Linked DNA regions of Homo sapiens: region 1 is linked to region 2. A link is a loop called in an ENCODE intact Hi-C map of the cell type or tissue named here. Cell type or tissue: PC-9. All regions are shown on one strand. Links, peaks and the distances in the headings refer to the core of each region. The heading gives the core; the rest is flanking DNA.

What was found. Peaks named below come from ENCODE experiments on the same cell type or tissue, not always from the same donor. Only the 100,000 strongest peaks of a DNase experiment are listed, where the experiment ranks them.
Region 1: it touches region 2 in a loop (5-fold over the local background); 5 of 110 quality-filtered maps call a loop at or near these places.

What each region holds. Positions count from the first base shown.
Region 1 is chr5:56,278,941-56,281,751 of GRCh38, reverse strand. No RefSeq gene overlaps it. Among named protein-coding and RNA genes, the nearest start is that of ANKRD55, 47 kb to the right of the region's middle. RefSeq lists an enhancer at 1,675-2,278. In PC-9, for the core only: no CTCF peak of the experiment used is centred there; a DNase peak (open chromatin) is centred at 1,611; H3K27ac peaks cover 439 bases.
Region 2 is chr5:56,420,995-56,423,805 of GRCh38, reverse strand. No RefSeq gene overlaps it. Among named protein-coding and RNA genes, the nearest start is that of LINC01948, 59 kb to the left of the region's middle. In PC-9, for the core only: no CTCF peak of the experiment used is centred there; a DNase peak (open chromatin) is centred at 1,545; H3K27ac peaks cover 1,020 bases.

The DNA of each region.
Region 1 (2,811 bases), core at 148-2,647, 140 kb after region 2:
CGGGTTTATCAGGACCTTCTGCTTTTGCTCCTTTCTCATTTTTCTCTTGCCACCACCATGTAAGAAGTGCCTTCCTCCTCCCGCCATGATCCTGAGGCCTCCCCAGCCATGTGGAACTGTAAGTCCAATTAAACCTCTTTTTGTTCCCAGTTTCTCATATGTCTTTATCAGCAGCATGGAAAGGGATTAATACAGATGCTGTGTTTAAAATTCAACCTGACACATCATATTTTCCTAAGAATCAAGATGGAATTGCATTAGCCAGAGGTGAATGTGAAGATTACTGTGGATTCAGCGAGGGGCGGAAGTGTAGAAATGAGAATGACTCCAGAGTCAGACAGACTGGGAAAAGATGATGACTGCCATTCACTAACTGAGGCCTCAGGTTAGGCACTTACCTTCTCTGAGCATCAATTTGCTCATCCACAAAGCGGTAGTAAAGGATCTCAAAAGAATGCTGTGAAGATTAGATGTATATTGCATGCAAGTTCCCTAGCAAAGAGTTAGGGCTCAATTAATGCCACTTTCTCCCCCTTTAAACTTATTCAGTTCTCAAGATGATCTCTGTGCCCACTTGCCTGGAGGAATTTTTTGGGCCCACTGGAGCAGGAGCTGGTATTAAGAGCATCTTTCGGTACTGCAGAGAAGGAAATTCTCACGGCTTAAACTTGGAGTGAGAGAGCTCGAAGAGGAGGCAGGAATCTTGGGAAAAGAAGAAAGGGGTGGTGAGACAAGAGGCAGTTTCTAGCATCATGGGGAGGGGAAGAGGAGATCATAACAAGGCATTGTGATGGGGAAGAAAGAGCTGGAGGAAAAGAAGGGAGCAGGCAGAGTGAGGCAACCAACCAAAGCAGGGAAAGCAAATGACTGTCACCACGCGGGCCACCATCTCTACACGGTGGGGGAAGCCAAGCACCTCCTCAGACTCAGCTCACAAGAAGGTGACACTGCAGGGGAAGGCTCTGGGCAGCCCTCATCAGGGTCCAGGGCCCCCAGCCAAGAAGAAGGAGCCTCTATGAAGTCCATTCCCATGGCTAGGCTGCTGAACCCCTAGTGTGGAGACATATGGGGCAAAAGAGAGTGTCAAATGAAATAGGGAACCCAACTATCAGGCCTGGCTGTCATGTGGGTCTAAACTCCAACTACTTTTAATATAAGGACACAGATTTAAGTAAAAAATGGACATACCTCCTGCATGATAGTACTTACACTTACAGCCACATGGCACACAAAAACTGCTTAGTGCAAATGGAGATATTTGAGGACTCATTTCCATTATATCACCACTCCGCAGGGATCCACAGCCATGGGATTCAGAGCAACTCCAGGAGGGAGAATGAAAACCCCAAAATTTTTCAAGGGGCTCTCTTTTCCAGGTTTACAAAGGGAGAATTGGGGTCCTTGTGCCAATTCTTCCAAGGGAAAGGACCACCTCCTCCCTTCTCCTTCTGTGCTCCAGAGCAGTAGAATCTGACCCTCCTAATTACATTCTTGCCTCACTTGGATTTATTCCCATTTATTCCCCACCCCCATTCCCCCCTTTGCCAAATTCTTCTTCCTGACGAGTCAGGGATTAAAAATGCTTGGCATCCTTGCTGAATAAATAGTATTTGTCCACAGTGACACTGGTCAGTGGCAAACTGCCTTTGTTCTGTGATGAGAAGCATGAGCACACAACTTGCGAGTTGTCTATCCAGGACTCTGGTCCTATATGGGCATCAAACTCATGCCCTTGGCCTTGTTTATGTCCTGTTCCAGCTAGCTAGGCTGGCTTGCACAGAAGGAAGGAGTGAAGGTAGAGGGAGAAAGGGAGAGAAGGGGTGGGGGGGGGAAACTTGTGCTGGTTTCATACAAATCTTCTCCAGTTTAATCATACCTGTGATGTAGACAGAATTAGTCCCATTTTATAGATCCAGAGAAATTCAGTCAGTTGCCAGATTTGCAGGGGTTAGAAAAGCTAGAATTTGAACTCTCCTATTCTGAGTGGGAGCCTGTCATTCTTTGTGCCACATCAAGCCACTGATGGAAGTGAGCAGGCAGTTGACTGAAATTGATTGCCATTCTGCCAGCCTCCAAGCCTTAGGAAATGGCCTGCCTCAGATAGAATGGAAGTTGCAGTGGGCATCAGACAGCACTTTCCTCTTTCCCCTCGGCCTCTGGCGTCAGGCTGCCCCAGAGGGAGATCTGTTGTGTTTTCAGCAGCTCTGGAAGAGACATTTCTCCTGGAGTGGTGGACACAGCAGTGTCCTGTTATTCCCCTGCAAGTCCCACTGGGGTGTGGCAGCCATAGCAGGAATTGCTTACTTCCCTTAGCAGCCCCGATCATCGCATGTGCTCACATTAGCTCAGGAAACTCTGCCATATGGGCTTCTTACGTCTCCTGCCTTCCACAGCTTCAGGCACCTCTTCAAATGCTTTTTAATTCAGCTGGCGTTGTGGCTCACAACTGTAATCCCAGCACTTTGGGAGGCTGAGGTGGGCAGATTGCTTGAGCCCAGGAATTTGAGACTAGCCTGGGCAACATGGTGAAACCCTGTCTCTAGAAAAAATACAAAAATTAGCTGGGCATGGTGGTGCACGCCTGTGGTCCAAGCTACTCAGGAGGCTGAGGTGGGAGGATCACCTGAGCCCAGGAGGTTGAGCCATGATGGTGCCACTGCACTCCAGCCTGAGCAACAGAGTGAGACCCCATTTCAAAAATAAATAAAGTAAATAAATTCAGACTGTCATGAGCCATTCATTCCCAAAGATTCCATTTGTGCTTAAGCCCAATATTTTACAGACAGGATGAACAAGACTCAGAGAAGCAAA
Region 2 (2,811 bases), core at 244-2,743:
GGGAGGCCAAGCCATTCAGATCACTTGAGGCCTGGAGTTCGAGACCAGCCTGGCCAACATGGCAAAACCCTATCTCTAGTAAAAATACAAAAATTACTCAGGGTGATGGTGCACACCTGTAGTCCTGGCTACTTGGAAGACTGAGGCAGGAGAATTGCTTGAGCCCGGTAGGTGGAGGCTGCAGTGAGCAGAGATAGGCCACTGCAGACTCTGTCTCAGAAAAGAAAAATGCCATCCATGTATTATTGAGCCATATGAAACTGACATTTTTGTTTTTGTTTTCTTTTTGATTTCTCAGAAGATGAAACTGACATTTTTATGTCAACAATGACCAAATATCAGCAATTTCATATGGGTTAATCTAATATACAGATTCCTTTGCAATAAGTATTAAAACACTCACTTTTCTCCCCTCATTCTGGGAAAAAGGATGGCTAGCCTGGGAGCTTCTTGAGATCATAGACCCCCTCTTTTTCAAACATTTTTAGGGTTCTTCTAAAACTTCTTTTTAAACTAGTGATATTAGATACATAAACAATGACACCCTAAGAGGGTGTCCCTCCGAAGCAGTCCCTGAGACAGGATTCAAGTACGGGTAGTTTGGGGAGGTGATCCCAGGAAATGTTTATAAGGGCATGGAGAAGTGAGCTGGTGAAGGCAAGGCAGCCAGTATACAGGGATTACTACTTAGCAAATTCCAATTGTTGGCAAGAGGAGCTTACCCCACTGGGGAGCTCTGGGAGCCAGTGTAGAGCATTGCTGGTCTTTCCACCTGAGGAGCCAGGGAGCTGGAGGGAGCTGGAGCAGTCATTGCTGCAAGGTGCTGGCATGGGCAGGCAGGCATCAGTTCTTCAACACTTCCAGCTTGCCCTGGGGCAGACAGGTTCCAGCAACCAGAGGAAGCCTCCCAGACAAAGAGGTTCAAATGCTGGTAGTTCTGGGTGGGCAGCCAGTATTACAATAGTAAGGCCCTAGAAGACTTGAGCGCAGCTCCAACCATGAATGCTGCAGGATAATTGATGGTTTTGCTGAGACCTGGCAAGTCACAGGCACTCAATAAATATTTTTTGAATAAATGAATAACCTGAAAATTCTCTGATAAAAAAAAGTTGCATTCAACTTTCACTGTCATTAAAAAAAAAAAAAAAAAAAAAAACAACCTTGTGTCCTTATTCGTACCCCTCACAGGCCCATGTGAAAATTTTCCAAGGATATACACATAGGAGCAGAATGTGTCCAGCTGTCTAACTTTTGTAAGTCTGAGGACGTATATAGATCCTGGCACAGAGTAGTTCCTTAACGTTAATCAAAAGTGAACCTTTGTCAACATCATAAATAGCACAAATACACTTGACAAGATCAGAAAATACCATAAATATGGTTATATCCAGTTAGCAGAAATCAAAACCAAAGCTCACAGACGGACAAAAACGATTCCTTGGAGTGGGTTAACTCTGCAGAGACAGAGCAGGAGGAGAAAGAACCACAATAGCCCTGTCCTTAACAGCCAGTTCCTGGGACTTGGTCCAAAGGTACCAAAGTGGTAATTCCAGTTTGGGCACTAATTCCCACTGGACCTTAAGCAGGTCAGTTCATTCCAGTCAGCAAAATAGAGAGACTAATAAGGGCCTCTCCTCAAGGGCAATAAGGAATAAAGTTTGGAAAGCACTTTAAAATGAAAGCTCCTGTTACAGTTTGCAGAGAGGGAGGCATTCAGAAATACAGCCTATAGGCTTAGCATGGACAAAAAAGGTCAGCATATCCCAGTCTGCGTGCTGATCTAATTAAACCCTGGGCAGCCCTCGCCACTGGCCAAATTCAGATTTCTGTCTCTCCATATAATGTCTAGAAACTACAGATGGATATGAAAGAATCTAAGTTTCCTTCTGCTGAGAAATTAAAATGCAACTCTTTTGAGTCTCTCTCTGTGTACGTCCATATGTATGTGCACGTAGGAGTTGTACTGTATCACCATCCCTCACTTTATAAAAATCTTTGGATTTTTCCTATACTTCAAACACACTCAGGGAAGCAGATAGCATTGTGTTCACCATGGTAATAATAAGCACTAATAAAACATAAAGGTGATTGCAACTCTAGTATAATCCCCTCGCCAGAGGCATCAGTCTCTTTAAACTTATGTGAGAGGCCAGTGCTTTCTGGAAAATATGCATTTATGTTTTTCTTGTTATGCAACTCCACAGCCTTGCCTTGTTATTTTGTTTTGTCTGCTCCAGAAACATTTAATGGATTACTTGAGACTTCTCCTTTTCACTTTTACTTTTCTTTTGAATTTTACTTGTTAAATTCTGGGATTCCTAGCACTCTAGTGATTGCTCTGCAGGACAGACTTCCGGGACTTTCTACTCCAGGTGAAAACTGTATCTTTCACATTTGCACATAGAGAAGCTTGCCAAAACTATCCTCTAGAGAGAAGAAATTTAAGTCATATGTCATTTATTCCAAGGAACATATTCTATATGTTGCCAGTGGAATGATTTGTCTTTTTCCAGGGATAAAAACTAACCCAAAGGCATTCTGGCTTTATTTAAATCATTCACAAAAGGAGACATTTATTATGGTTGCTATAGTTCTGCACTATTGAGCAAAGTGCCTTGATGTTTATATGCCTGTGGGTCTAGTCCTACTATGAGCTTCCAGAAGGAACTGACCAAGTATAAGAATACTAGTAATATGAGAGTGCCTTATTACATTAGCTGTCTCCAAAATAAGGTTAAATTTGCAAAACATTCAAATGAAATGGCTATCACCTGGTTGTACCATGAGTTATTGAGTCTTAGTGGAAGATCA